3 separate regions of the Homo sapiens genome follow, and regions 1 and 3 are each linked to region 2. Evidence: chromatin loops called from intact Hi-C (ENCODE). Cell type or tissue: mammary epithelial cell. All regions are shown on one strand. Links, peaks and the distances in the headings refer to the core of each region. The heading gives the core; the rest is flanking DNA.

The links. Hi-C counts contacts between places; a loop is a spot of excess contacts. Peaks named below come from ENCODE experiments on the same cell type or tissue, not always from the same donor. Only the 100,000 strongest peaks of a DNase experiment are listed, where the experiment ranks them.
Region 1: a loop joins it to region 2, with 2.7 times the contacts of the local background. A loop is called at or near these places in 2 of 110 quality-filtered maps.
Region 3: it touches region 2 in a loop (7-fold over the local background); 5 of 110 quality-filtered maps call a loop at or near these places.

What each region holds. Positions count from the first base shown.
Region 1 is chr6:102,041,764-102,049,763 of GRCh38, reverse strand. All of the region lies in intron 15 of GRIK2 (glutamate ionotropic receptor kainate type subunit 2), which reads right to left. Among named protein-coding and RNA genes, the nearest start is that of GRIK2, 650 kb to the right of the region's middle. In mammary epithelial cell, for the core only: no CTCF peak of the experiment used is centred there; no DNase peak of the experiment used is centred there.
Region 2 is chr6:101,387,372-101,398,966 of GRCh38, reverse strand. It overlaps GRIK2 (glutamate ionotropic receptor kainate type subunit 2), which reads right to left and starts at 5,259. Exons shown (of 17, transcript NM_021956.5): 1 at 5,130-5,259. RefSeq lists an enhancer at 1-481. In mammary epithelial cell, for the core only: CTCF peaks have their summits at 1,555, 3,424 (motif pointing left) and 5,346; no DNase peak of the experiment used is centred there; H3K4me3 peaks cover 1,252 bases; H3K27me3 peaks cover 1,000 bases.
Region 3 is chr6:102,614,654-102,626,248 of GRCh38, reverse strand. No RefSeq gene overlaps it. Among named protein-coding and RNA genes, the nearest start is that of GRIK2, 1.2 Mb to the right of the region's middle. In mammary epithelial cell, for the core only: a CTCF peak has its summit at 6,457; no DNase peak of the experiment used is centred there; H3K27me3 peaks cover 143 bases.

The sequences.
Region 1 (8,000 bases), core at 1-8,000, 650 kb before region 2:
CAAAATCATTCTTGCTTTTTATAATATATCTCCTTCTAAAACTCTTTACAACAGTATTTCCCAAACTGGCTATTCCCACATGCACTTCTGTTTTTGGTAAATGTACATCTGTTTGATTTGTAAAGGATTACTTGTACAAATAATCTTGATTAATACTACATATCAAATATATCTCATGCAAATTCACATTATACATTAGCAAAGTAAAGGCTTCCATCTATCTATTAAAGGAAAGAACAGAAAAAATTAAATAAAACTTGTTTCTAATGTTTAAATTTATTGTCGGGGAAGAATTTTTCCCTCTCGCTTATTAATGTCCCCATAAATTCTTTTCTTTTAAATTCAATTTGTATGGCTTTAGAAACAATAATTACTATTAATACTTATTGTAAAGTAAGATAACCTTAGATAACAATTACTATTGTTATTACATGTGTTCTCTCTGTGGAAAATATGTTGCCCCTTCATTAGATTTTTCTGTCTGACCCTATGTACTCTCCTTTCTGCCTTTGAACTTACATATTGTGAACTCACAGCTTACCAATTTGTATTTTTTGTAGGTTCCCTTTTTCATCTATTGCTCCATATGCTTCATAAGAATTCACAGCACACTGCTTGTATTAAAACACAGTTCCACAACTGGCTTTGAAGTCTATTTGCAAGATAATTTTGTGGGACAAGAGTTATAAGAACACTTTAAATATAGCTGTATACTAAAATTGATGAAACCAATTTTTGAAAAAAATAATAAAAATATGCTTTTTGTTCTTCCTTAATAGAACCCAAATCCTTCATACATTTTGTTAAAAGTCTAAAGGGCTTACTGGGTATTGCTTTTTTTTCATATGACATATCCTCTCTGGCCACCTCCGAAAGGACATTTGTTTCTTTTATTTTATATTCATTAGTTATTCAGATATTGTAATTATATTATATTACATGCTGTATATGACCTAGCATTAGGTAGTGGTTTGGTACTAGTTGCTCGCTTTGGTTCTGGGAAAATATTTTTATGAAGTAGACTACTAATAATATTACATTTCTTCTAGCTTGTCATTACTCCAATACATTATGTCTTTTTTGTTACAGCTATTCTAACTAGTGTGAGGTGATATGTCACTGTGGTTTTAATTTGCATTTCCCCAATGATTAACAATGGTGAATTATTTTTCATATATCTGTTAGTCATTTGTATGTTTTCTTTTGAGAAATGTCTATTCAGGTCCCTTACTCATTTAAATAATTTTTTCTTGCTATTCAGTTGTCTGAGTTCTTAATATAGTTTTGATTTAACACCTTATTGAGTGTGTGGCTTGCAAATATTTTCTCACAATCTCTAGGTTGTCCCTTCGCACTATTATTTTTTTTCCTTCCTTTGCAGAAACTTTTAGTTTGATGTAATCCCATTTGTCTATTTTTGCTTTTGTTGCCTGCACTTTTGGGTTCAAATCTAAAAAAATATTGCCCAACTCAATGTTGTATAGTTTTTGCCCTATGTTTTCTTCTAGTACTTCTACAATTTCTGACCTTACTTTTAATTCTTTAATGCATTTTGAGTTGATTTTTGTATGTGTTGTGAGAAAAAGACCAAATTACGTCTTCTGCTTGTGGATATCCAGTTTTCTCAACGCCGTTGATTGAAGAACTGTTTTTTTCCATTGGGTGTTCTTGATAGTTTTGACAATTGACCATACAGTGTGGGTTCATTTCTGCACCCTCCATACAGTTCCATTGGTCAATATGTCTATTTTTTTCTTGGGAGGGGGGCAGTACCATGCTATTTTGATTACTATTGATTTGCAGTGTAATTTGAAATCAGATATTGTGATGCCTCTAGCTTTATTTTATTTTGCTCATTATTGCCTTGAGTATTAGGCCTTTTTGTAATTTCACATAATCTATAGGATTGCTTTTCTATTTTTTATGAGAAATTACAATGAAAGTTTAAGAGAGTTTACATTAAAACTGTAGATAGCTTTGGGTAGGAAGAAATATTTTTTTTTTCTTTTTTCTTTGAGATGGAGTCTTGCTCTGCCACCCAGGCTGGGGTGCATTGGTGTGATCTTGGCTCACTGCAACCTCTGCCTCCTGGGTTAAAGCAATTCTCCTGCCTCACCCTCCTGAGTAGCTGGGATTACAGGCTCACACCACCATGCCCAGCTAATTTTTTGTATTTTTAGTAGAGATGGGGTTTCACCATGTTGGCCAGGCTGGTCTCGAACTCCTGACCTTGTGATCCATCCAGCTCGGCCTCCCAAAGTACTGAGATTACAGGCATAAGCCACCGAACCTGGCCAGGAAGAAAATTTTTAACAATATTAATTCTTCCAATCTATGAACATAGATATCTTTCTACTTATTGTGTCTTCAATCTCTTTCAGTAATGCTTTAGAGTTTTCAGTTTAATGCCTTCTTTTTCTTTCTGATTTTGAGTCGCCTCTCTTTTTGCCCTTAGCCTAGTAAAAGGTTTGTCTATTTTGTTTATTTTTTTAAAGAAGTGACTATTGGGTTTTTTTCCTATGGTTTTTCTATTCTCTGTTTGATGTATTTCTGTTCTGATCTTTATTATTTACTTCTGCTAACTTTAGGGTTTAGTTTGTTCTTCCTTTTCTAGCTCCTTGAGGCATAATGTCAGGCTATTTGGGATCTTCGTTCTTTTTAAGTAGAGGCATTTGTTGCTATAAAGTTCCCTTATAGAACTGCTTTTGCTGCATTCTGTAGGTTTTGATATATTATGTTTCTACTGTCATTTGTTTCAATATATTTTTTAACACTCCTTTTGATTTTTTATTTGACCTACTAGTTGTTCAGGAGCATGTTGTTTAATTTCTACATACTTGTTAATTTTCCAAGATTTCTCTTGTTATTGATTTCCAGTTTCATACTGTTGTGGTCAGAAACAATACTATACATAATTTCAACCTTTTTGAATTTGTTAAGATTTGTTTCATGGCCTAAACTATGCCCTGTCTTGGAGAATGTTACATGGACAGTTGAGAAGAAAGCACATTCTACTGTTCTTGAATGGAAAGTTCTATATATGTTTGTTAGGTTCATTCCATATAAAGTTTTAATAGTCCATTTGCACACTGCTATAAAGAACCACTTGAGACTGGGAAATTTATGAAGAAAAGAGTTTTAATTGACTCATAGTTCTGAAGGCTTCACAGGAAGCATGACTGGGAGGCCTCAGGAAACTTACAATCATGGAAGAAGACTAAGGGGAAGCAAGGACCTTCTTCACATGGTGGCAGTGGGTGCAGGTTGTGGGGAGAAGTGTCACACTTTTTAACCATCAGATCTCGTGAGCACTCACTCACTATCACAAGAAGAGCATGGGGGAAATCTGCCCCCATGATCCAATTAATTCCCACCATGTCCCTCCTTAAAATGTGGGGATTACAATTCTACATGAGATTTGGGTGGGGACAGAGCAAAACAATATCAAAAGTGCAGTTCAAGCCCAGTATTTTCTTGTTAATTTGCTGTCTGGTTGATTTACCTATTAATAAAAGTGGGGTATTGGTGCCTTTTACTATTATTTTAATTTCTTTTTTCAGTCCATTAATATTTGCTTTATATATTCAGGTGAATCAATATTTGGTGCATATATATTTACAATTATTATGTCCTCTTGATTTATTTCCTCCTTTATCATTAAATAATGACCTTCTTTGTCTCCTATAAATGTTTTTCACTTGAACTCTAAGTATAGCCATCCCTGCTGACTTTTGGTTACCATGTGCATGGAATACATTTTCCATCACTTCACTTTCAGTTATGAATACTCTTAAAGCTAAAAAGAATCTCTTATATGCAACATGTAATTTGATCTTTTTAAAAATACATGCAGCCACTGTATGTATTTTGATGGAAGAATTAATTTACATTCAAGGTTATTATTGATAGGTAACAACTTACTCTTGCAATTTTTATTCATTGCTTTTTAAATAAAGCATTATTTTAATTTGCATTTCTTTTATGACATATGATATGGAGCATCTTGTCATATGCTCTCTTGGTATGTGTGTATTTCCTTTGATGAGGTGTCTGTTAAGATCTTTGGACCATTTTTTAGTGGGGTTGTTTATTATGATTGTGTTTTAAAAGTTCTTTGCATTATTAGATAATTATTTATTAGGTATGTCTTTAGTACATTTTTTTTCTTCTCTTGATACCAGATGATTTTTAACCTCTCTTCTCTCATTTCTACATGAACAGTGTCATTTATAGTTGGCTAAATTCTTCCATGGTCCTGATATCTTGTACCTCATCCTATCCTCTAAATCTAGAAGAAATGAACAAAATGGATTTGAGATGCTCTCACTATCTTTTTCCTTTTCTATGTACACCTTTCCAAAACTGGAATGTAGATGGAAAGAGAAGAGAGAGAAGTAAGAAAAAGGTAGCAAAAGTAAAAGAAGAGTTATCATTCTTACGCCTGTTATCAAATAGAAGTAATCTTTTTTGCTTACCTTTCCTGAAGACTAATTTATTATAGTTTCATCTGTCACATAATTCTGTAACACATTACCTTGTTTATTTGTAAAAACTTGCTAAATTTTATGTAGTCTTTGTTACACTGAGAACTCTAGCAGGGCAGGGGTCATGGTTATATTGTTCACCATTATATACTTAGGATCTCACAGCTACGCTAAGTAATATTTATGTACTCAACAATAGTGAGACAGTATGGGTAAAAATTGATTCATTTATGGTCCTTGCCATTAGGACACTCATATTATCATCTTAATGGAGAAAAAGATACTTTAAAAATTGTAATATTATATACCAAATACTATATAGGAATATCTGAAAATGTGCTATGGTTCCAAAAGAGAGAGATCATATATATTTCTGTGGCAGCCTAGGAAAAGTGTGTAAAGAGATGAAAAGGTCAGCATAAGAAATTTATTTGGATGAGAGAATTCAACCAGAAAATTGGAGGAAGAGTGAAAAAAGGTAAACTCAGGCAGAAGGAAACCCAACTTGTTTGTATTGTTATCAGGTTAGATGTAGGGAAGAGGGGATAAATTCAGAAAGGAAATGATATGGTTTGGCTCTGTGTCCCCACCCAAATCTCATTTTGAATTGTTCTCCCATAATTCCCATGTATTGTGGGAGGGAGCCAGTGGGAGACAATTGAATCATGTGGGTGGTTCCCCATACTGTTCTCGTGGTAGTGAATAAGTCTCACGAGATCTGATGGTTTCATCAAGAGTTTCTGCTTTTGCATTTTTCTCATTTTTCTCTTGCTGCCAGCATGTAATAATTCTTTCACCTCCCGCCATAAATCAGAGGCCTCCCCAATCATGTGGAAATGTAAGTCCAATTAAACCTCTTTTTATCCCGTCTTGGGTATGTCTTTATCAGCAGCATGAAAACAGACTAATACAGGAATCTTAAGATAGGTAAAAGAAAGGGATTGCATGACATTGTTAGGAGTTAGTATTTTATCTGATAGCTCGAGAGCACCACTAGAAAATTTTCAGCAAGGTACTGATTGAACAGATACACAATGTGAAAAGATTATTAGGTATCAGAAAGATTGGTTCACTTTTATCTGACACCATTTGGTGATTAAAATGTTATGGATTGATATATTTTTAAAGATGAAATTACTCTTTTTGTATCCTTATCATTTTTGCTCATGAATTTCTTATACTTCTATAAAATTAAGGTCTTTCAATGGTATTCCTCTGTATGAGCCCATTTTCATGCTGCTGATAAAGATATACCTGAGACTGTGAAGAAAAATAGGCTTAATGGCCTCACAGCTCTTTGTGGTTAGGGAGGCCTCACAATCACAGAGGAAAGTGAAAAGCACTTTTTACATGGTGGTGGCAAGACAGAATGTGAAAGAAGTAAAAGTGAAAACTCCTTATAAAACCATCAGATCAGGATGTGGAGAAAAGGAAACCCTTGCATACTGTTGGTGGGAATGTGAATTAGTGCAACCATCATGGGAAAGATCCATCAATTTTACTTCTATGTATTTACTCAAAAGATTTGAAATCAGTTTGTCAAAGAGATGTGCACATTCCGTTACTCATTGCAGCACTTTTCACAATAGCCAAGTTATAGGATCAACCTTATATTTATAATGGATCAGAGAATAAAGAAAATGCAGTACATATACACACAATGGAATACTATTCAGCCCTAAAAAATAATGAAATTCTGTCATTTGCGACAACCTAGATGAAACAAGAGAATATTATGCTAAATGAAAGAAGTCAGGCACAAAAAGACGGATATCACATATTCTCACTGACATGTGGGATCTAACACATTTGAACTGATAGAAACAGAAAGCAGAGGCTGGAGGGTTGAGAGAAATGGGGAGATGATGGTCAAAGGGTAAAAAATCTCAGATAAGAGGAACAGGGTCTTTTTAAATCTATTGCACAACATGGTGAATATAATTAGTAACAGTGTACTGTACATTTCAAAAATTCTAATAAATTTCAAATGTTCACACCATAAAAAAGTATCTGAGGTGATTGATATGCTAATTAGTTTAATCATTCCTTATTGTATTCATAAATCACAATGTCACTTTTACGTCATAAATATACACATTATAACTGTTTAGTTTAAAAAATTTTTTTAAATAATATAAACGCATTCTAATTGAAGGAATATTTATAGAATATGCAGGAAAATATTCAGGTACCTAAGATCATAAAGGGAGATGCTTATATATGGCATATAAAATGTATCAATGAAGAATTCAAATTATAGAGTATATGTATTAGACAGTTGCCTTTTATTAATATTCTGTATATCCTCTAACTTGTGAAAAAGAAAATGTTATCAACCTGTAATGAAACAGCCAACTATTTTTACTGGTTCTGACATATTTCATATATATTAGTTAAAAGTGACTGGTGAAATAGATTTGCTGTCATATTTCTTGAGTATTAAACCATGAAACTCTGACACTAAGTATGAAAATAGAAATAATTTTATCCTATAAACCCTACCTTTCTTATGATTTTGCCATCAGCAATCATTAGAATAGTGTTAGGAATGGTTATGTCAGCAATGATTTCCTTACTATTATGCTTTTTTCCAAATCTAATGTAAAATTCCAAGGAAAGAATTATAAGAGTTGGACCATTTTATATTAAATCATTATCCTGATTAATCATTAAGAACCCTAAAATTGGAAGAAAAAAATATATCTTTTTCAAGACAGTGAACTACCCATCCTTTAAGTATTGCTGAAGTCCCTTTTGCAATTTGGTCTGTCTGCTTTGGTCTCACTAAGCTCCAGCTATCTAAGTCCCTGCACTAATAACAGGTATTTGTTTATGTCCAATATTGCATTTTTCTCTATTTTATGTCAAATTTGTTTTTCCTTATCTTTCTTCTAAAAAAGAAAGATGATTTATGTTTATATTTTATGTTCATTATTTTACAGAGCTAAGCAGGAAAGAAAGAGTAATGAAATTCTTGTAGATTGGTCAAATGTAAAGAAAATATACAGGCCTTTGGAGATGATTTTTCTCCTAGTATATCTTGAGCTCTGTTTACTAAAAAGATTGTTTACTAAACATGTCTTTAGAGATGATACTTCTCCTAATACATTTTGAGCTCTGTTACTAAAAGTTCAAGACATGTTTGGAAATGGAAAACCATTTTGCTTGTTCAGATAATGCCTTATGATAGGAATTTTCTTAACTTTATATAGTAGATATCAATCACTCTCTTCCCACAAAATGATAGTTATCTAATTACAATATACTGATTGGCTGATGGTAAAATCCCAGGTAGGTTTCATTAGAAACAGGTTTCCAGCTGGTTAACAGTGGGTCATACTAATACTCTGCTTTCTCGGCTATATATTTAATATCCCTAAACATACAAAGACAAGACAGTTCTAAAAATGTATAAATAGAGACCACTAACATATTCTTTCAATTATTAGAGAACATTTCTTCAAAACACTTTTTTTTTTTAATTTTCTAAAACCTCGTATTAGAAGTGATCAAAAC
Region 2 (11,595 bases), core at 416-8,415:
AGGGAAATCAGTAGGAAACCCAGCCTTGGTAACGGACGAGATGTCGATAGCGAGCCACAGCCCGGCACAAAAGGCGCTTTGCTAGCAAAGGTTTTGCCAGGCCCTATTCTACTGCACTGCTGCACAGCTTCTGACGTGAAGCCAAGATTAAGTGAGAAAGACTGAGATAGCTGCTCTCCTCTTAAGGCTCCCGGCCAGTGAGCTCCCCAATATCTATTATGCAACCGATCTGACAGCCCGCCTTGAGTTGCAAGAAAGAAGTAGGATTTATTTATGGGGAGAACATTGCTTTTATTTTCCATGAGTATTTGCTGAGAGAATGACTGGTGTATGTAAGCGGACTTCTTACAATCAACTGATGAATTTCATTAAATTACTAGCTAAATCAAAGTCAGTTTGTCTGGGAACTGTAAAAAAGAAAGTGATCTAAGACGGAGGAATTTACTGCAAATCTAACTTGTGGTTAGATTGAAAGAGTCTTATTTATACTTTTATTTTGACCAGGAATGAATATAGATTGGAATGCAATTGGAGAGGTAAACCCACTCTTTAAAAACTTGACTGGGGTATTCCTTGATTGCTACCCAGAAGTAGGAGAAATTTCTTCAGTGAACTTTTATGGGAGAAATCTCAAATTAAAATGGAGAAGTTAAATTTTCCACCCATTTTTTAAGCTCAAAGAAAATAATTGTGCATATATAAAAACAATGATGTTTGAATGGGTGCAGCAAACTCTAAAGCCTTCAATAATTTATGCCCAAATTTCTTCGTATTTTGGTTTTTTGAACATTCTTTTTCCTAAAGAGGCAGAATATGAGATCATAGCATGAGCGACATTGAGTGTTACAGATTCCTCTAAAACTGTCTTATCATTTGCTAGTTTTCTGGTAGGAATATTTAGAGTCACTAGGTAGTGACTCTCTTGGCTTTCGTTAGGAGTTTATTCAAGAAATAAAGTACAGAAATAGAATTTCTTTCAACATAAAAATACATTTTTATTATTAAAATAAGTAATATTCTGTCTATTTATTAAAAATATACAATTTTAATATTTTACACTAAGTAAAACTAACTTGTATAATAAATATATATTGTCAACATTTTTAAAAGATTAAACATCACAAAAGGCAAACTGTTGGACCTATATCTTATCATTAATCTATTTTTCATAACCAACTAACAGGGCATAGGTTAAATCTCACAAAAAAATATCCTATCTGAAGGCTAATTTTTAAATAAGGAGTGATATGAGTGATATGAATATTCGACTTGCTATTTTTTCCTCCAAACAGCAAGAAAACACTGTAATGTTTTCATTTCCTTACAGCGATTTTTTAATTTAAATTTTCTTAAGATATTATAAAGTGCTAATTTAAAGAGAAATCTACATTTTGCAAAGGCATTAAGTGGCATTGATTTTTTTTAAGATGGAGGCAATAACTGCAGTGTCAAAAATAAGTATCATGAATGGCTAGTTCTGCAGTATAGCAGGCAATTCAATCAAATAATTCGACTGTTCGAGCACCTTAAAAGGAACACCTAGTGCTAAAACCAAGGGTATCTAGCGACTCCTTCAGTCCATGTTTAAAATATCTCTTATAAAACACATACACAGCCCAACACGTTCTGTCTTCTATTTGCTGTCTCATTTATTCCATTCTGTTTGTTCATTTTCTTTTTGATCCTAGCAGAGATAATAATGACTGCCAGGGGAAAAAAATAATCCTTCACATTTTTATCTGCCAATATAACTGATATCTACTACCTGAAAATAGCATGTTTTATTGTGACTAATCAAAATACTGAAATTTCACAGTGTAGCTGGCATTTATTGGAACCTGAGAAAACAAAATGTACCACATCTCTTTGTTCATGTATTCCATTAATATAATGACATTTTACATTATGGTTGCAACTTTTGCACTTGAAACTAGTATTCTAAACTATTTATTTTGGGGGGTTATTTGGATGTCTAGTTGGAAAAGTGAAAGATCAAGCCTCTATATTCATGAAGTTATTACACAATAAATTAAACAGTTAAAAGATTGTACTTTTTTAATATTAATTGATCCCCAAAGAACCAATTTTGCACATATGGTAAATTAGATTCATTTACATCCATCAACTCAGTTGAAAGGCTTTAGCACAACAGACAGCAATTCCACCTGTCCAGTTGAACTTCTAAAAGACTGGAGACGACCTTTCTTCAGGACCACGGACAGCGCTCCTGGCATTCATTATTCTGGAGTAGTACATTGAAAGTAGCACAATAAATAACTAACATGATATTTGAGTGACAATGTGTAAATTTCTACTACACAGAGTAAAGGAATTGGAATTATTGCATTGTTCACATTATCAAGAGGACTATTTTATCAACTGTGTTGTGTGTATTTTTCAGTGCAATTGCTTGATAAGCCCAAGATGTAGTTATCTTTTTTTGTAATAGGGCATACTGTTAAAAAAACTACTTATATTAATTGTGAGATTCCTCATGAACACTAAACTACTTGATTGTCAGTACAAAAAAAAATTGCTAGAAAGACCACAATTCAGAATGCCAAATAACATGCTGTCAATATTCAGTGGCTAAAGACATTTTTTAAATGTACAATTAGTTATCACTTTCAATTCTCCACCTCCAGATTTCCATCTGTTACTAGGGTAATGAGATTAATTCTTGTTCTTTCACATTAAACTCACTCACTTCCTGGGGGGGGGGGGAATGCTAAATTTACATCCCTATACTACAATAAAATGATTTGGTGGCATAGTTGATGCCTTAACATGTGGCAATTTTGAAGTTATTACAAGTTTCTCCCCAATACTGATACCACACATCATAGTTCTGAGGTTATATGAAGGATTAATAAATTCCTTACACAGTATTTCACTGACTAGATTTAACCCTTTTAAAAATTGTGTCAGTTCTGTAATTTGCTTCTTCCTTAAAGGAAAGAGAAAACTACTGCTATTGGATATCAGGCAATTATATATACTTAGTAAGATTTATATATTTTATTCTATGGTCTCATTTTTTTCCTCATTTTAACCATATGGCACTCTTTATTTCTATGAGCCAAAGCTCTGTAGATTCCAAGGTCAAAGCAGAGATAACAAACTGCAAAAACACACATACACGCACACCCAGAGAGAAGCTGTATTTAGAAGTATACCTCAAAAAAATCATAGAAGGCTGACACAAATATCAAACCTATGATAAATTGACAAAGAAGAAAATGCATATCATGTTAATGCAAAGCTTCTTCCAACAATAACAAAAAAACCCACTAGCTTCATCTTTCACTATATTTTTATATTTGCAGATACTAATGACCTCTTATTCTTGGGCACTATTACTTGAGAAACAATTTTAGTTTCCTATTCTGCCAGTGAAAATGAATCTTATTCTAGTTAGCTGCCACCTGCTGGGGTATGAGAAAATGTGTAATAATCTTTATAGCACAACATTTAAAAAGACAATGCCTATACCTTTTGCTGGAAACAGCAAATACATACCCCAGAACAACCTGAATTTCAAAGATGTTTCAAAGGTTCTTACATGCCATAGCTATATTTAAATTTTTCACATGGAATTCTTACTAAGGATTCCACTTGACTTGTCACGGAAGTCCTGCTGTTATGTGACATTTGAAAAACCTCATCTTATAGTAACACCTAACCTATTATTCCATGCAAGTGGCCTGTTGCATAGCAATTTAGCTAAAACAAACAGCCTGTTTATACATGGCATTAAAGATCTCAGAGAATAAAGTCAGGACTGAGTCAGGTTTCAGTTGAAATCACACTGTTGCATACTTGCAACTCACTCTTCTTAACTATGCATGCTGTGGTATCCCTTATGATTCTGAACACATTATCAGCTGTTCCAGCAACATTCTGCTGCATTGATGATTAATGACATTTAGAGTTTTGATTAATTTTTAGACACTAAAATAAGTGTATCTTAATTAACAAATTGAAGTGGAATAAATTTACATATCCCAGAACTTTTTTTTTTAAATTTCAGCCTGTGTGATTTTCAATGGGTTTAAATAGGAGAAAACAAACAGATAAGACTTCCAAACATTGCTCAATTCTCTATCACCTTGCTCTTGTGCATTTCAATTTTTTGTTGTTTGTTTGACTCAAAAGTTTTTAAGGCCACTGGAAGTTGATAGGCTGCCTTGGTGGTTACAGGAATAGACTCTATAAAGTTAGAAAGTAATGAACTAAGACAAATCAAGATTGAAATACAATTGCATTTATTTCAGTAACTAAACTGACTAATTAAGACTCAAATGAACCAATCATCTCTCGTGAAATGAAAATAATCATCAATCCATAAGATAATTTCTGATGACAGAATACTTACAGTATGGAGATGAATAAACGATAGAAGATAATCTGTGCATTACCAAAAGGCTACTAATAGTAAGTTTTCTAATATTCCCCATTGCCTAAATTGGAAATTATTCTCTAAGGAGCCTCAGCTCGGTCGTGTTGTTTGGTAAAGAAACTCTATCTCCTTAAAGGTAAAAATATCAGAGGATGTGGTTCGTTAAAAGTTCTTGAGGTTTATGATCCACCCTGGTAACACTGCCCACTCCTTACCCTAATGGGACGCCCTCCAAGTTTTTTCAGAAGCTCTTAATACGGGTGCCGGTTAAAATAAATATACTTCCTCAGCGCAGAACTAAGGAGTAGGGTTAATGGAAGGATGGGTGGGCAGAAGGAGGGATGGGGAGTTCGTCAGACCCGCCGGCAGCCACACAGCTTCTTGCCATCTGTCTCATTCTCTTCGCCTCGCGTGAGTCCCCGTAGCTGAGGCCACTTCCTGACACGTCCACTTCTTAAATCATTTTATGTGGAGAACATAGGCGACTGCAGCCAACAGAGCCACTTGCATGCTTGACGGGAATTGGCTGAGATAAGCCCGACAAAGACTCGCAGTGAATCCGTCCAGCGGGCGCCCCGAGCGCACGGACGTCCGCAGCGCTACTGTTCGCCTTCTTCCTTCTCTCCAGGTGGAAAATGCCCCTCGCCCACCCGCAGTCCCTCCCGTCCTCTTGAAAACAAACACCTCGTGAAGGAGCCCGGAGTGCAGCCCACAGCCGGGGAGTCCTTACCTGGAGCTAGGGGTGAGGTGGGCGGGGAGGGGGTGGGGTGGTCCTCGGGGAGGAGCAGCCGGAGGAGGTCGGGCGGAAAAGTCCCCAGCTACCAGACCGACCAGCGCAGCCGCCGGCGCCGAGCGCGAGTGACGGCAGCGGCGAAGACGGTGACCGAGGAGCAGCAGCGGCGGCGGCGGCGGCAGAGACAGACACGCCTCCTGGCGGGGGTTCCTCGCCTCTTGCTTTAAAGGCGCCGCGCTCCTTTCCCCGTGGCCCCTGCACGCTCCTGGCCGCCGCGGCCACTCGGGGGCATCTCCCACCCCTGGACCACAGGAGCTAGAGCGAGAGAATTCCTGGTGTCCCTAGACTTGGATGTTACGAAGCCTCCGGCTGGACTTCGCTCCCTTAGCGCACACCCGCCTCCTGGGATGGGGAGACTAAGGCCAAGATGCTCTGTCAGGGAGTGAGTGATGCATGCAAAGCGCCGAGGAATTTGCCTAGCCTTGGGTGGTGACAACACATATAAGGAGCCCAAACACATTTGCTTCTGGGTGATGGCTTTTATGCCTCTCCGAAACCATAGCAACGAAACTTCTCCACTGCCAGGGCTTGGAGGGCTGCTGGTAGTCTCCAAAGTGGACCTCTTAGTCCAACTACGGTCATTTCCCTGAGGTTCGCAAAAAAAGATCTTGATCTGCGCACCCTCCCACCCCGACCTCCAGCGCATAGAGCAAATGCGCTCTGGTAGCGCTGCTGCGGGTATTCCCTCAGATGCTGGGAGTCACAGTGCCCTGCTCCCTGCCACCATTATTGAGAACAGATGCTTGGAAATTGACTTTTCCTGAGTGTTAGGAGGTCGGGCGGGCTGTCTCTGTGTATGTATGGCGCCTTAAATAGCAGACTCCCCTCTCCCCACCAAACTCCCGCCCAGGCCCCGGAACTCTCAACCTAAACACATTTCAGAAAGAAGTTGGATTCGAGATCTAGTGGGCGCCGAACCTGAGGTCGCAGACTCCAAGATTGGAGACAGGAGTCTGGGAAGCAGCCCTGGTTTGGCGGCCACTGGTCCAAGTTCTCGGGAGGACTCTTTTAAAGGCCAGAGATGGGGAGGGGCAACTGAGTCCCAGAGTCTTCCCGCAGCTTGGCTTCCAGGGAGGGGCTGGCGGCGGTGAGCGCACCAGGCTCTCCCTGCTTCACTGTGGAAACGATTAGCTTTTGCAAACAATCCCTGAGTTCCGCTCCTCTGGGTCGGAAAAGTCAACATCTATTCAAAACCGTTGCTATTTTATCCTCAGCCCTACAATATTAACTGGAGCTGAGTTTAGCAGTTTCCCCCAGAGGAAGTTGGCCAGCTCAGATTCGCGAGGAGATTTAAGTGAGGCTAAGCGGGAACAGGCCAGGCGCACTGGGCTCAAGAGACCATTTCAAACGGGCTGCATAAAGAAGGGGCCAGGGGGGATTCCACGGCTCTGCAGTCCCCTAGCAGTTCCAGTCCCTGGTGGTTCTCCACTATCTATCTAATTCCGAGGTCCGGGAATTAGAGAGGCTCTGAGTCCCCAGGGACCCGTTGTCTGAGCTGGAGACCAGAACTTGCCCTTTTGCTTCCTCCTTCACTGCAGCCCTAGTAAAGTTAAGCCCTCGCCGGACCCTGGCGCAGCAGGGCCATGTTCCACACCCTGAGGCTAGCGCCTGGCTCAGAATAGCTCTGAAACACAGAAATTCAGTCCTGCCAAAACCGCCAGTCTTTCCCTCTTGGTCACCATCCAGGACTCTCTGCGCCCCGTTCCCCACAACATGCTTACTGAGCATTCCTGGGTGGGGCAGGGTTGGGGGGAGGGGGACTGGGGACTTATGTTAAGGAGAGATGAGTTAGTGGCAATGGAGAGTCCATTAGTCATTTGAAGATCCCAGGGGTGGCTGGGCGGCTCCCTTAATTAAGTCAACAGCAGCCTTGTTCTACCCAGTAAATAAATAGTCAATGACTCTATTGTGCATCCTGGAGCGGGCAGCACAGACGCGTGACCGGTTCTGGGCGCCTGGGCTCCAGCTGCTGTGACCTGCAGCCTAATGGGCCCTCGAGGCACAGCCGAGTTTGGGCCAGGCTCCGAAAAAATGCCCCATTCTGTCCCATTCCTCCATGGGAGTAAGGAAGATAACTTGTCTACTGGCTAAAGACTCTCTCCTTGTCATGATTACATCCACCCACTTCCAGGCAGAAAGGAGCAAAACACCAGCACGAGCAGATTCCAGTGGAAATCCCTGAGTGAAGGCACCCAGCTCTTGTGACAACTCTGAGAGTGTAGAACAGAGTGTGTCTAATTTGACATTAAGTGTTTAGCATAGAGTCTGGCATGCAGTAGGTGCTGGATAAAGAATGGTACTGGGATAGACCTTCCGCTTTCCACACTGTTGCCCCCAGACCCACATTGTACTTGGGAAAGGAGAGGCTTACTAACAACTTCCTGTTAGTGCTGTGTATGATTTGAGAGCCTTGTCACGAATCTATTTTTTTGAAGCAAACAGGACACACTTGTAAAGACAGAAATAACAAGTCCCAACAACAGCATAGGAGAAAATAGGAGAGAGCTGGAGTGTAGAACAAATCAAAATTATGCATGCTGTGACAAATTAATTTTCTCAATAGCAAAATATTATCTAGATTCCAATGAGAAAAACAGACTAACAAGGGAGCATTAGACACCACACAATCTATTTAACCCTTCAAAAATAATTCAATGCTATAAAGAAATATTTTTCATGATTTATTTTAGGATTTAGGAAGTTAAACATTTAAGGAATGAGATCTCAAGTATCTTCTCGGGCAACCATGAAGCTTTTTTTTCTTTTATTTCCAATCACTCTTAAGGTTTAATCTTCTAAAATTTAGAAGGTTGCTAAGTCCTTCAGCTACAGTCTTATGCAGGAACAACATCCCTACTTACTCTCTCTTGCCCGGCTCCCGCCCTCTCTTTCTTCCCTCTCAAAGTGCTCTTAGAACATTAGCAGCTCAATATTTCAATTTCTGAAGACACAGCAAAGACCAGTCTGAATTCAAGCTAACTACCAGGATGTTTGTTTGTTTTGGCTTGATTTTGTTGAACTGAATGTAAAATTGAAAAGTATTATTTTGGATCATCTCATTAAACACCTTCATTTTATAGATGGTAAAAACCAAAGTGAGAGAAAAGGAGTGACATACTCAGGATGTGGCAGAACTGAGACTGCCTTCTAACTGTGCAGAACAGCATCAGGCCGTCTCTTGTAGTCTCTTTCAAAACTTAGACTTATATGAAGTCAAGACTTAAAGACATTTCAAGGAAATCTACTCTAGTTCAGTTTTCACAGACCTTTCTCTCATCTGAAAACAAAATGAACACATGTGCAATGACTTCAAAATTTTACATGCAATAATAGGAGATGCACAGATGCCTTGAAGGCCATCATGGGCTGGTGAGGAGCTTCTTCACCCTAAGCTGAGAACCACCAATCTATTCCAACAATGTGATTTTAGAGATGAGAAAATCTAGACAATGAGAACTTAAAGAGTCACAGAGTGAGTTAAAAATAGTTCTAGGACTAGAGACCCGGTATCTTGCTTCCCACTTATTCCCATTCCCTCAGGTCATTTTAGCCATAATTGGACATAAACATGCTGAAGAAGAAATGAACGGATGTCCTTGATTAGTCAAGAAAGGATGGGACCTAGTACAAGAAGAGGGGTTTACTTTGGAATAGGAGAAGGACCAATAAACCCTAGTAATAGGAAGGGAGGCACAGTATATAATGCAGATGTCAAATAGTTTTTAAGTGTGGTGTTGAGGGTCTATTTTTCCTACATGCGCTCCAAAGCCCTATGCTGGGCTACTTTGCTCCATAGATACCTTCCTTACCACTCTCTGCCTTCCACTATCCTAACTCTCACGCAGATGACTGTTTTGCTTGGTCTCACTTAAATAATTTAGTACTGAATTTTTCAGTAAGGGAAGGGAAGGAGAAGAAGAATAGGAACAGAAAGAGGATACGAGGTCCTGTTGTTGTTCTTTGTGTTTTCTTCATGACGTAAAAGTAAAAAGCAAGCTAAGAGTCTTGAGTAGGGAGAAAGTAATAGATGTTTAAGGAGAATGGAGAAAATGTGGCATTTTTATCAGGAGCATTTTATCAGGAGTGTGAAAGGATAATAAAATGTAGTTGGATACTTGTCCAACAGTCAGGGCCATTCTACCTTGATGACTTAGGAATCTTTGAACATTTCAAGAACTCTCATTCTTCCTTTCTACCAGTATAAATCTTAGGCTCTTTAGGTTACAATACTTGGCATTATCTCCCCCCATCTACTCCACTACTGTTACCTCTTCCCTTACCAATTCCTAAATCTCCAAGTCCTACTTCAAAACAATTGAAGTAGCTAATTATAAGATCGATGTAAAAGTAATTCCAGTTTTTAATAACTTACTTTTTTTTTTTTTTTTTTGAGACACAGTCTCGTTCTCTTGCCCAGGCTGGAGTGCAATGGCACGATCTCAAGCTCACTGCAACCACCGCCTCCTGGGTTCAAGAGATTCTCCTGCCTGAGCCTCCCACATAGCTGGGATTACAGGCACCCACTGCCATGCCAGGCTAATTTTTTGTATTTTTAGCAGAGACAGGGTTTCACCCTGTTCCCCAGGCTGGTCTTGAACTCCTGAGCTCAGGCAATACACCCACCTCGGCCTCCCAAAGTGCTAGGATTACAGGCATGAGCCACCATGCCCGGTCATAACTTATTCTTTTAGCAAGTATTTATTGAGTACCAACTATGTTCCAGGGAAATGAAGACACAACAATGAGAAAAAAAAATTGAGACAATACACCTTCTATGACATTTCTAAAACCACAAGGTAACTTCTGTTAGCAAGATTATGATATTCTTGCTTTCACTTCTTTAGAAAGTACTAATAGAAAATCAGGAATGTATCAGCAGAACATACACAAGTGGCATCCCTTAGAGAGGTATGTTGTACCAGAAAATATTTTGTGCTAGACTCCCCACCCTACCTCCAAAGAAGAAGTAAAGAAGCAGTTATCATTAGGAGTATGGAAAAGTGGAGAGAAATGGGAAGGCATACAGGGGCAGAAGCATACATTTTCTCAAAGCACAGGATCTAATTTGTCAAATAATAAGGAAACTCCCAAATATATATCCTCAGGACTATTCTCTACCCACCTATGCTCTCCACTTTTTTTCTGGGCGCTTAATGCAAGGATTCACGGAGAAACAAATTATTATTTGTCTAAAATCTGCTACATTCTAGGCAGGCATACTTTTGCATAAAATACTACATTTAATTATTTGAATGGTCTTATCAAATGCAAAATTCTCATTTTAAAGATGAGTAAACTAAAACAGAAAGAGTTCATGTAATTTGCCCATGGATGCACAGCTAGTGAAGATAGAGCTAGTATTCAACTCTGTAGTTTATTGCTCTTGCTGGTACATCAGAGAAGGTAAGTGGGAAAAAAGTCATATCTATAACAGCTCTCTGTTTCAAATCAGAAAGGATTTCAGATGTTGTTTCTAAGATGCAAGAGATAAATCTCTATGAATTATACTGGAATATGAAGGGCTAGAGAATATGGAGCAGCTCAGATTGAGTAGATTTTCCCCCCTCAGTAATCCCCTGAGAAAAGGCTTTGGAGCCAGAAATCAGAAGAAGCTTTCTCTTAGAGAAAGCCAGCTTAAAAGTAAGTGGAGAGATCTTGCTTTCAGCTTTTATCAGAGTTCAAGCAAACTCCCAAAACTTGAACCGATCCCCTAACAGTGTTTTCAACAGATCCTAAATGATACCACATGCCAACAGCATTTTTTGCAGTAAGCGAGAACTGAAGACAAAATCACTTCTGGTAACAACCCTTCATCCACAAAGATAATGTCTTTTTAGTCATTCCTTCCATGAGACAACCTATGCTTATTAGTTACTAAAATTGACTATGTAACTGTCCAGTGGAGACGGGCAAAATAGACACTGGAGATGATTTCTAAGAGTGTTGTGTTCATGCATTGTTCCAATAACAGTATAGAATTCACTGGATATGTCAAAGGATTCAAACCAACTTTGTAAACTGGTTCAGAATGTCAAACCAAGATTTATATTCATTTTCATTTCTATTTATTTAAGCTGTACAACATGATGTTTTGATATACATATACATAGTGAAAATTTTACTACAGTCAGCTAATTAAGATACTCATCCCTTACACAGTTAGGTTTTTTCTTTCTTTCTTTCTGTTTCTCTTTCTTTCTTTCTTTCTTTCTTTCTTTCTTTCTTTCTTTCTTTCTTTCCTTCCTTCCTTCCTTCCTTCCTTCCTTCTCTAGTAACGAGAACACTTAAGATCTAGTCTCAGCAAATTGTGATTGATTCAGTTTACCACAGAAGAAGTCATTTTGATACAGAATTAAGACTGTTTCCTTAAAAAGTTTTTCCTGGAGGGGTCATCCATGTTGCA
Region 3 (11,595 bases), core at 1,824-9,823, 1.2 Mb before region 2:
AATTGTAAATATGTTTGCACCGAACACTGGAGCACTCAGATATATAAAACAAGTATTCTTAGAACTTCATTAAAAGCTATTAGAACTGATAAGAATTATTCAATAAATTTATGGGATACGATAGCAACATATGAAAATAAATTGTAACTGTATATGTCAACAGCAAACATAAAAAAAACAAGACACTAACTCAATTTACAATAGCTACAAACAAAATTCCTAGGAGTAAACTTAAACAAAGAAGTAAAATATCTTTACAGTAAAAACTGTAAAACATTTATGCAGTAAATTGAAGAGAATACACACAAAAATAAAGAGATATTCCATGTTCCTGGAATGAAAGAATCAACATTGTTAAAATGTTCATATTCCCAAAGCTATCTACAGATTCAGTACAATCACTATCAAAATGCCAGTGGCATTCTTTGCAGAAAAAAGATGAATAATTTTAAATTTATATGGAACTACAAAAGACCCAGAACATCTAAAGCCACCCTGAGCAAAAATAAAACAATGGGAGGAATCACATTACCTGACTTAATATTGTACTACAGAGCTATAGTCTCTAAAACAGCATAGTACTGGTATAAAAACAGACACATAGACCAATAGAACAGAATTAAAATCCCAGATATAAATCCATACATCTATAGTAAACCCATTTTTGACAATAGTTCCTATAACATACACTGGGGATATGATAGTCTTTTCATTATAGAGTGCTGGCAAAACTGAATACCATATGCAGAAGAATGAAACCCCTATCTCTCAACATATACAAAAAAATCAAATAAAAATGACTCAAAGACTTAAATCTAAGCCCCCAAACTATGAAATACTATGAGAAAACATTGGGAAATCTCTTCAGGACAGTGGACTGAGCAAAGATTTCTTGAGTAATACCCCCAAAAGCACAGGCAATCAAAGCAAAAATGAACAAATGGGATCACATCGAGTTAAAAAGCTTCTGCACAGCAAAGGAATTAATTAACAAAGTGTAGAGATGACCCACAGAATGGGAGAAAATATTTGTTACCTGTCCATCTGATGAAGAATTAATAATGACAAAATATAAGGAGCACAAAAAATTCTATTGTGAACAATCTAATAATCCAGTTCAAAAGTGGGCAAAAGACCTGAATAGATATTTCTCAAAAGAAGACATACAAATGAGAAACAGGTATATGAAAAGTTGCACAACATCACTGATCATCGGAAAAATGAAAATTCAAACGACAATTAGTTGTTTTTCACTCCAGTAAAAATGGCCTTTATCCAAAAGATAGGCAATAACACACACTGGCATGAATGTGAAGAAAGAGGAATCCTCATACTCTGTTGGTGGGAATGTAAATTAGTACAGCCACTGTGGAGAACATAATGGAGGTCCCTCAAAAATCAAAAAATAGAATTGCCATATGATCCAGCAATCCCGCGGCTAGGTATATATACCCCAAAGAAAGGAATTCAGCATATTGAAGATGTATTGGTACTCCCATGAAGATTGCAACACTATTTAAAGTAGTCAAAATTTGAAATCAATCTAAATGTTCATCAACTGATGAATGAATAAAGAAAATGTGCTACATATACACAGAGGTGTACTATTTAGCTATAAAAAGAAAGAAATTCTGTCATTTGTAACAACATGGGTAAAATGGAAGACAGTATGTTAAATAAATAAGCCAGGCACAGAACGACAGACTTTTCATGTTCTCACTCATTTGCAGAAACTAAAAATTAAAATAATGGAACTCATGGGGATAGAAAATAGAATAATGGTTACCAGAGGCTGGGAAGGGTAGTGGGTGGGGGGTGGGGCGGAAATAGGAGTAATTGATGGGTAGGTACATAAATATAGTTTGATACAATGAGTTAGATTTAGTACTTGATAACAACAGGGTGACTACAGTCAGCAATAATTTCCATTTTAGAATAACTGAGGGAGTTTAATTGAAATGCTTGTAACACAAGGAACTGAATGCTTTAGGTGATGGATACCCCATTTACACTGATGTGATTATTACACATTGTATGCCTATATCAAAATATCTCATTAACTCCATAAGTATATACACCTACAAAAATTAAAAATTAAAAAAATTAAATTTATACACAAACATTCAACTGAGGTTGGTAATCAGAGCTCCTAACCTGCGTGTGTTCAAGGGCCAAGTGTACATTCTTGCGTTTCAACTTCCCAAATGTGCTATTACCTCACACACTGCTATTTCATCTAAGTACCTCATTCTACTTACTTACTAACTCCTTAAAATTATTTGTGGTTAATTTTCTCACCTGCTTCCTTTTTGCTTTACCTACTACAAAAGAAAATAAATAATATCTCAATGAATGCACATAATTTCAGAGACATTTCGAAGAAAGCAAATATTCTAATTTTTTTCCACTGAATGATCAACATTGGCTAAATTTAATAAAAATAGCTAAACTAATGAAAATTTTAAAATTCTGAAATTTTTGTTACACGTAAAAGGTGTATATGGGGAGGTGGGGTATGGCAGTAAACTGATGAAAATGCAAAACAGAATAAGTGTTCAGAGGATTCAAATTTCTGTGATCTGCTGATATTACTTCCGTTTATTCCTAATATAAGACTTAAGGCAGGGCTAAGACTCTCAAGGTCTCTCTTGGATGCTTAATGTTGGATTAATACTGACTTGAGATTCAGTTGACATCTGTTGAAATAGTTTTGCATGGAAGTCCTAGAGAAAGGGGGCATATTGCTATTTGTGTAGGATAGAATTGAATTCCAACTAATCTGGGAAAACTCTATCCTTATCTCTGGTAATCCTGGATTTTGGCTTTGACTCTCAGCCAAGATAAGGGCTCAGGGATTTATAACCTGCACTTTAAAGTCTAAAACTCCCCTGGATACTGCTAGGATCAGTTTGTTTACTGATGGTTTTCACATAGTGTAGCCTGTTAGACACCCTGGCTTAGCTACACAGTAGATATGCATAATAACCCATCCCAACTTCTGCCTTGAGCTCTCAAGAGGTCAAAAAATTTCAGGCACAGGTCTTAGTTGCATAAAATTTCATACATTAAGGAGTAGATAAAGCCAGGTAGTCCAAAAAAATTCTCTTAACATTAAGAGCAATTAAACATTTGGTTAAAACATGGACATAGTGTTTAGTTGTTGATTATGATGTATTAAAATAGAGAATATAATAAACTGTAAGAATTTATAAAATATGCTATATATTTATAGTTTTTCTGAGAATTTTAGGTTTGAAATATTCTGTGTAACCTCTTTTGATATCCTTCTTGAGTAAGTATCCACAAGGAATGACAAAGCTAAATGATTCATCTTAATTTTGATGGAATTTTCCAACTATGACCTGAGTCCATTAAAATCACATTGAGTCAGAGTAAGGATAAAATGCTCAGGTGTTGGTTAATTCTTAAGACAAGATAAAATAATTTTATGTAAAATATCCTGCTATGACTTAAAGTAACTATCTAAAATGCTAGTCAGTGAAATTTGAGCTGTTCAGTGCTTTTTTAAGATCTTGGCTTAATATCTAACACAGTAGTATATTTTCTTGTCTCAGTTTTAATTTTTAATAAAAATTATGCACATTTAGGGAGCATAATGTTGTGGATTATACATATATATGAAAAAGGATTACTAGTCATGTACATTTTTAATTTGGTAAAGCATTCAAAGTATTTTTTGTTTGCTTGTTTTTTGAGAATGACGAGGCCTCATTCTGTCACCTACTCTGGAGTACAGCAGCACTATCTCAGCTCACTGCGGCCTCAACCTTCTAGGCTCAAGCAATCCTCCCACCTCAGCCTCTGGTAGCTGGTACTACAGGCATAAGCCACCACACTCAGCTAAGTTTTGTAGAGAGAGGGTTCACCATGTTGCCTAGGCTGGTCTTGAACACCTGAGCTCAAGCCCTCTGCCTGCCATAGCCTCTCAAAGTGTTGGAATTACAGGTGTGCTCCACTGCATCTGGCCCAGAATAAAATTCCTGAAAAATATATTTTTTATTTTCAGTAATAAATCCATTCAACAATAAGAACTTTATTAGAGCTTACTTCAATTTTTATTTTTGCAAGTAAAAAGGCAAGAGTCTAAAAAGTTACTTTATTGTTGCCTAAATATTTATTATCTATATAACTCCTCATTTACTACTGATAAAATAGTTTATATTGATAGAATAAACACATTTGAGATCAATATTCATGACACACCACATGTTGTTCAAATATCCAGATTAGAGCATTTACCACTCATAAAGAATCATATGTGCCCAAATAACTCATAAGTCAGATATAAAGTCTGATAGTTAATTTCATATTAATCAATTTTTTAAAAATACTGTTATACTTTCAATGTTTATCTTTATTATATTTGCGATGTACAGTTACATAAAGCATAAAATAAGTAAAGAACAAAACATGTATTTTTGGAAGCAGAAGAATTTAGATTTACAAACTTCAATGCGCATATTCTTGATCAACTTTGTCAAAAAATGTCTTCTTTGAGCTTCAAATTTCTTCATGTAAAAAATGAGAATGCTCCTCTCATTTGGGAATATTGTAAAAATAGCTTTACTATTTTGTAAACCATAGATGCTATGTAAGTGAAACTCATGAAATACATTACATTTAAAAGAAAACAAAGGGTGAAAGAGTTTTCTAATATAATAGGTAAAGTTCACTGAAACCAGTCATATATGGTTGATAGGCTATATAACAATGTCTCAAATTTGATAAATAAACTAATTAAAATGTGTATATACTTCTGAGATCAGATGAGGCTGGGCACACACATGCCTGTTTGTAGCAGCACAATGCTCAATTGCAAAAACATGGAACCAGCCCAACTACGCATCAGTCAGCAAGTGGATTAACAAATTGTGATTATATATATATTTTTTCCTTCTCCCCAAGCAGGAATTGTTATACACACACACACACACACACGCACACACACGATGGAATGCTACGCAACCATAATAAGGAATGAATTAACGGCATTTACAGCAACCTGGTTGGAATTGGAGACTATTATTCTAAGTGAAATAACGCAGGAATGGAAAACCAAACATCATATGTTCTAACTCATAAGTAGGAGTTAAGCTATGAGGACGCAAAGGCATAAGAATGAAACAATGGGCTTGGGGGACTCAGGGCAAAGGGTGGGTAGGGGGTGAGGGATAAAAGACTACAAATTGGGTTCAGTTTACATTGCTCAGGGGATGGGTGCACCAAAATCTTAGAAATCACCACTAAAGTACTTACTCATGTAATCAAATACCACTTGTTCTCCAAACACCTATGGAAATAACAAATTTTAAAAAAAGAAAAAGAATCTGTATATAGATTCCTATCTTTCATTGTGATTAGAGAGCTGGAATCAGTATTGTGAGCAGTCTTCCCCTCCCATCAAAAAATAATAGAACAGTGGTTAAAGTGATGAATTTTGTTAATGCTTCAGAGCATGCTTAGTTAGCAGAGCAGTAAACTGTCTCAAAATCTAAGGAGAGACAGTGCTTGAAGGAAATAAAAGACACGAACATGGACTCACATGGGTTAGATGGAACTGGACACCAGTAAGGAAGAATTCTGTGTGACTGTGGCCTTGAGAGTGATTTTTAAAGATACAACAGCAAAGGCATAATTAATGAAAGAAAAGATAAATTGGACTTTATCAAAATTAAAGCTTTCCTCTACAAAATAACTTCATAGTCAAAAAGATCAGCTACACATGGGGAAAACATATATGAAAATCACATTTCTAATAAAGAGGTTTATATCAAGAAAATATAAAACTCTCCCAAAACTCAAAAATAAAAACAAATAATCAACTGAAAAATGGGCAAAAAATAAGAACAAACACTCTACCAAATAAGACATATGGGTGTCAAATGACCACAAAAAATGCAAATTTTAAACCACAATAAGATACCACCACAAAGTTATTACTACATATACATGATATAAAAATATATAATTACTATATATAACTATTATATATAACTTACTATACATATATGTACACAATTTTGGTTGTTTCTGTCAAGAACTCAGAGCAAATAGAAATCTCTTATATTGCTTACTGGGCCATAGTAGAGTATAGTACATTATAGTATAGTATAGTCATCATTTAATCAGCTAAAAAATAATTTGTTAGTTTCTTATAAAGTTAAATATATGCCTACAATGTAATTCATAATTCAGTGATCCTACATCTAGATATCACTCCATAAAAAATAAAAACTTATATTCATCCTCCAAATGGTACACAGATATCTACAGTATCTTATTCATAATTACCAGAAACTGCAGACAATCCAGATCCCCTTCAACTGGTAAATTGTTAAGCTGTTATAATTCATAAAATGAAACACTACTCAGTGATACAGAGGAATGAACCAGTGTTAAACTGTTATTATTAATTCTCTTCCCCCATGTCTAAAGCTAGAGGGCGCTGGAGTTATGTATTTTTTTCCCCCCCACCTTTGGTTATACGAGTAAAAGCCAAGGTTGGTGAGTTTAGTAAAATAGTTTCTTTTGAGGGAAAGCCTTTATTAAGGAGAATGGAATTATCTGGGCATATGTCAGAGCATTATTTTTCTCCTCCCAAAGCAAGAAAAAAAAATTTCTCCAGTTTTATATGAGAGCATGGTGGACTTCTCGAAAATAAAACTCATTTGTGGCTGGACTCCTCAGAGTCTGACTATCTGAAGATGGCCCACAGTGAGCCTCCTATAAGTCTTCAATTATAGTTTAAGTGTTTCTACTGATGTTGGCCCCAGCAATGGCTTCTGCTCCTGGGCTTTTGCTCCAGGTAAGTTGTGTTCTCTGTCTGCTTCTATATTCAGTTTTGGGCATCTGCTTGCCCTCTAATCTCAATACATGCAAGAACACTTGTTTTTCAGCTTGAACAGTTCAGTTTTTTTTTTTTGTTATTTTAAGGATAGGAGTGTTGACTTCCAAACTACTAACATGTCAGAGTAGAAACATAGCCCCTTATTTCAACTGCTTAATAACTCTGTGTTGCACCCAATATGACACTGCCTGATAATCTCAGAATTCTCTACTGAGATGGACAGAGATTCTACATAACACCCTTATCTTCCATAGATATATATAGCTTTGTGGCATTTGCAAAATTAGATGGCTCAAGTGACAGCACCACTTAGTGCCATAGTTTGAAACTGATACAGGCTCTTCTCTTGCTCTCAGCCCCACTCAAAACTTAACAATGGATTTAGGTATCATCAGTATAGAAGACCAGCACGATCATCTCTACATTATGCACCAGATCTAGCCTCCTTTACACTTTATTGTAACACAGAGTAGGATAAATAATATAGCTGTTGAAGTGTGAATTCATGAATGGGTGAAGTTAATGTGTACTGCAGTCTGTTCTAAACGAATGCAAGCTGAATTTGATTCTCCTGCTGGATTGAGATTAGTAAGAATACATCAATGACCACATGCCGAGTAGTTGCGTGATCTGTTTTAGTAAATATACCATATTCATTAGGGCAGCCATAGTTGAAGTTATCACACAGTTAAGGTTAGGATAGACCACTGTCATCTATTTTGATCTATATGTTTTTGCAGGGTGTAAAGTACTGAATTAAATGCAGATATGATGGGAACACACACATTTACATCCTATGAAGTTTGCACTATACTGAATGCTGTTTCTGGTACACTGTTTTGACTCGGAGTTAGAGGTATCATGGACTTATATTGAGCATTTTTCTGCTGTAGTTACTCTTAAATCCGCAGTTTAAGAAACCGATGTCGGGGTACTGTGAGCTCTTGAACATATCCTTCTTGATTAAGCACTCAAAGACCAAAGAAACAGACTGGGCCCACAGACCTATTGGAAACATTGTGAGATGGAGTTGGGCTAGGATTTGAATTATCAATCTAACCAGAAAGTAAAAGGATGAGGAGGGTTTATGGCTTTTGAATTCCCTGGTATCAGTTTACTGTCAGCACAAACTCTGCATCCAATAGCCCTAGGAAGATCTATTTCCTTTTCCTAGTATTTAGTTACATGAAAAATAGCTGTAGGTTTTTTTTTTTTTTTAACTGGTGGAGGGTCTTGAATATGTGTCATCCAGGTTCTTGGTGTTTTGAACAAAGAATTAGACAAAACACACAAACGAAGTAAAAGAATGAAGCAATAAAAGCACAGAATTATGGAAGCAAAATTACACTCTACAGAGTGGGAGTGGGCTTGACCAAGTGCCTCAAGAGTGCTGGTTACAGAATTTTCTGGGGTTTACATACCATCTAGATATGTCCCATTGTTTACTTGGTCACATCCTATGTAAATGGAGTGGCCCACAACCAGTCTGATTTGTTGCGAAATGTGACCAATGAGAGACTGAAATAAAGTTACAAAGTTACATCCCTATGCGAATAAAGACTAGGTCTATGACCAGTCTGATTGGTTGCAGGAGGAGACCAATCAGAGGTACTTTCCATTTTTCATTTGTGATGCAGAAAGAGGGAAGATGGCAAAGGCAGTAGCCTCTGATTATTTTGTTACTTGGGCATGGAAAGGTGGGGGTTTTCCTTTGATTCAATTCTAGAAGGCAGTAAGAATCAGCCTTAGGTTCCCTGCCTCCAGACCCTATTGTCCTGCCTCATTTCCCCCCTGAGAGACATGATTCCCATACATCTCATGGGAGGCAGAGAAACTGATGGTCTTTTTTCTGTGACTGCTTCATGCGGACTTGGGGTGCAGTCTCTACCTATTGGGGATCAAATAACTTTTGCCTTGTTCTGTCTAGTGGATACATGGTAGTTTCTTGATGGCCAGGGGTGGTGTCTTCACCTGAAACTGTCTGGAAGCCTTGTCGCATGATCATCTGAAGCTTGATGGTATCTAGGTGAGAAGAAATGAATTTGTTTAAGAGATTTAACAAACATGGTCCAAAAACCAAGGCAAGTATGATATTAATAGTGGGCTGGCCAGAGGAAGGAGCCATGAACCCAAACTTACCATTTTTTACCAGGAGCCCCATGACTCAGATGGTGGTTGTCATATCTTAGAGTCCCGATCAGCTAGTTTTCAGGTGGCGTCTCTTATTAATCCTGATTGGTTGACATCAAAACAGCATTCTTGCTCTAGAAAAAGACATAAGCCAGATCTAGTCCCCTTCTATTTTGCAAAGTAGCTGCTGCCAAGGAGTCTATTTGATTTTGTGTGGTGATGAAACTTTGGGCAATGTTATCCAAGCTTTCCATAAAATCCTTGGAGAAAAGTCGGTAATAGGATAGAACTGTTGCAAACCTGCTAACTCCCATTCCTGCTCTTACTGTTATTTCTATCCCTAGGGGTATAGTTTGATGGCTTGTTTGATGAGTATGAGTTTGATGGCTTGTTTGTGTCTGTTGGTTGCAGTTAAAGGTATAATGAGGGATTGTTTGTTGAGGGCTATATTAATTTTGGGGGCTAAACAAACAAGTGTACAGGTTCCAGTACAATTGGCTGATAATCATACGTAGGAACTGGTTCCACACAGAAAAAAAAAAAAAGGCTTCTTGTTTTTCAAGATAAAAATTGTTTTCTATGGTGAACGTGTGGGTTAGCTTGTTGTTTGCACGTTGCCAGGTGGTTAAGGTCCCTGCTAAGGTGGCTCTGGTTAAAGGCTGGAAAGAACCTTGGAAAATATCCTGAGCTTCCCCAGCAGTTCTATTTTCCCAGTGGAGGTAGTTATGCTTAGTGTACACTGACAACCACCCAGAGGTATTTTTGTAATGGGCAACCAAAAGGCAACTAGATATCTCAGGATTAATACAGTCTTCCCAAAGGAAAATATGAACACAGCTAGTGGGCTTATCTTGACGGTACTTAGACTATATATTATTTAAAGTGGCCTTAACTAGTACTGATTTTCCTGAAAAGTGTACAGGTTTTTAAAATGATGTACTCTGGATATTTTCATAGTTATTGGTTGTATTCATTGGACTGGTGGTATTTAACAGTCTTTGTGTTAAATTTAAAGTTTTTAATAAATACCCAGAATCCATTAATTGCCAGAAGGATAAAGTGAAACTCTGTTGTAAAATAAAGCTGATTCCAAGTACGCATGGTCCCAGTATACACAGGCTGTGGGTGATCATTATGGAACAAAAAATACTCCTTTGTTATTTTGTTCCATAGAATGGGAACATAGCGAGGTGGATACCTATGCTGTCAGGAATGTTTCTTATAACAATGAATTAGAACATTTTTCTTAATTATTAAAAAGGAAGTGATTTGTCCATTTGGAAGAAAGCAGTTAAATTGTAAAATATAAATCTGGCTATTATTATCCAGCCTACAGTAACTATGCAACAAAGATACCAAGGAAAGTTGGCAGGTATCTACTTATCTTTTGGCTGTCTTTTAACAGGTACTTCAGGTATTCCACAGGTTCACAGGAGTAGTGGGTGATGGATGGGAGCTTCAGGTTCCAGTTCTAGGGCTTCAGGTATTGCAGTTTTGACTATGGAAAGATAAATCCAACTATCTAATCCTAGTACTCTGACAGCAGAAGACGTGGCCAGTAGCACTGAAAATTGTCCATTTCTTTTTGGTTGTAATTGTTATGCAGGTGATCCCTCCTTCCATATTTAAAAAAGCACCTTATCTCCTGGCCTGATTTTGGGTTGCAGGTTAGTTGCTGCTGTGGAGAGCCTTTGAGTTCCAAACTTTTGTAAAGCAAAGATAGGCCATTATCACTTTGGACACTCTGGGTTAACCCAAACTGGGGGATTATTTTCTTTAAGAGAATCTTTATAACTCCATTAGCCTTCTCTCTTCTGGTAAGGTAAGCTTGTATACTTTGCAAGCTGGCATATGGGTGAAGTCTAATTGTCAATCTTCTCCTTTAATTTTAGTCCATGTGTTCACATACAGAATCTATTTTACAATTAGTTATTCATAAACCTTCCACAAATTGTTCAAACCTTTAGATTTTTCTGGTCTCACTTAAAACAATCCTTCAATCCTCTAAATTTGGGAAAGAAATCCACATTCCCATGACTTTTATTCTACTTTCATTCTAGTTCATTCTACTTTTCTTATACAGTTCCTTTTCCTGACTTACACAACCCATCTGCAACATGCTAGGTTTTCTCACTTGTCCTAAACATCCCTCTTCTTAAAAAAAACAGTCATTTTACTTTAGAACAAGAATTTACCACATAAGATCTTTCATCATACAATATTATTGTCCTACAACTTTCCGTATCAAAAATACATCATATACTAATTTTGTTCACACATCACAATTCTTTTCATGACTTACACAACCCATCTGCAACATGCTTAGGCTTTCTGACTTGTCCTAAACATACCTCTTATTAAAAACACAGTCATTTTACTTTAGAACAAGAATTTACCATGTAAAATCTTTGATCATACAATATTATTGTTTCTACAACTTTCTTTACCAAAACACATCTTCATATACTAATTTTCTTCACACATCTCTCCCATACTTACTGGTTTGTTACTACCTTGTCTCATAAATAACCCTTTTTTTAAGTCCATAATTTGAATTAACTTTTAGATAACTTCTGAATTACACACAAATATTACTT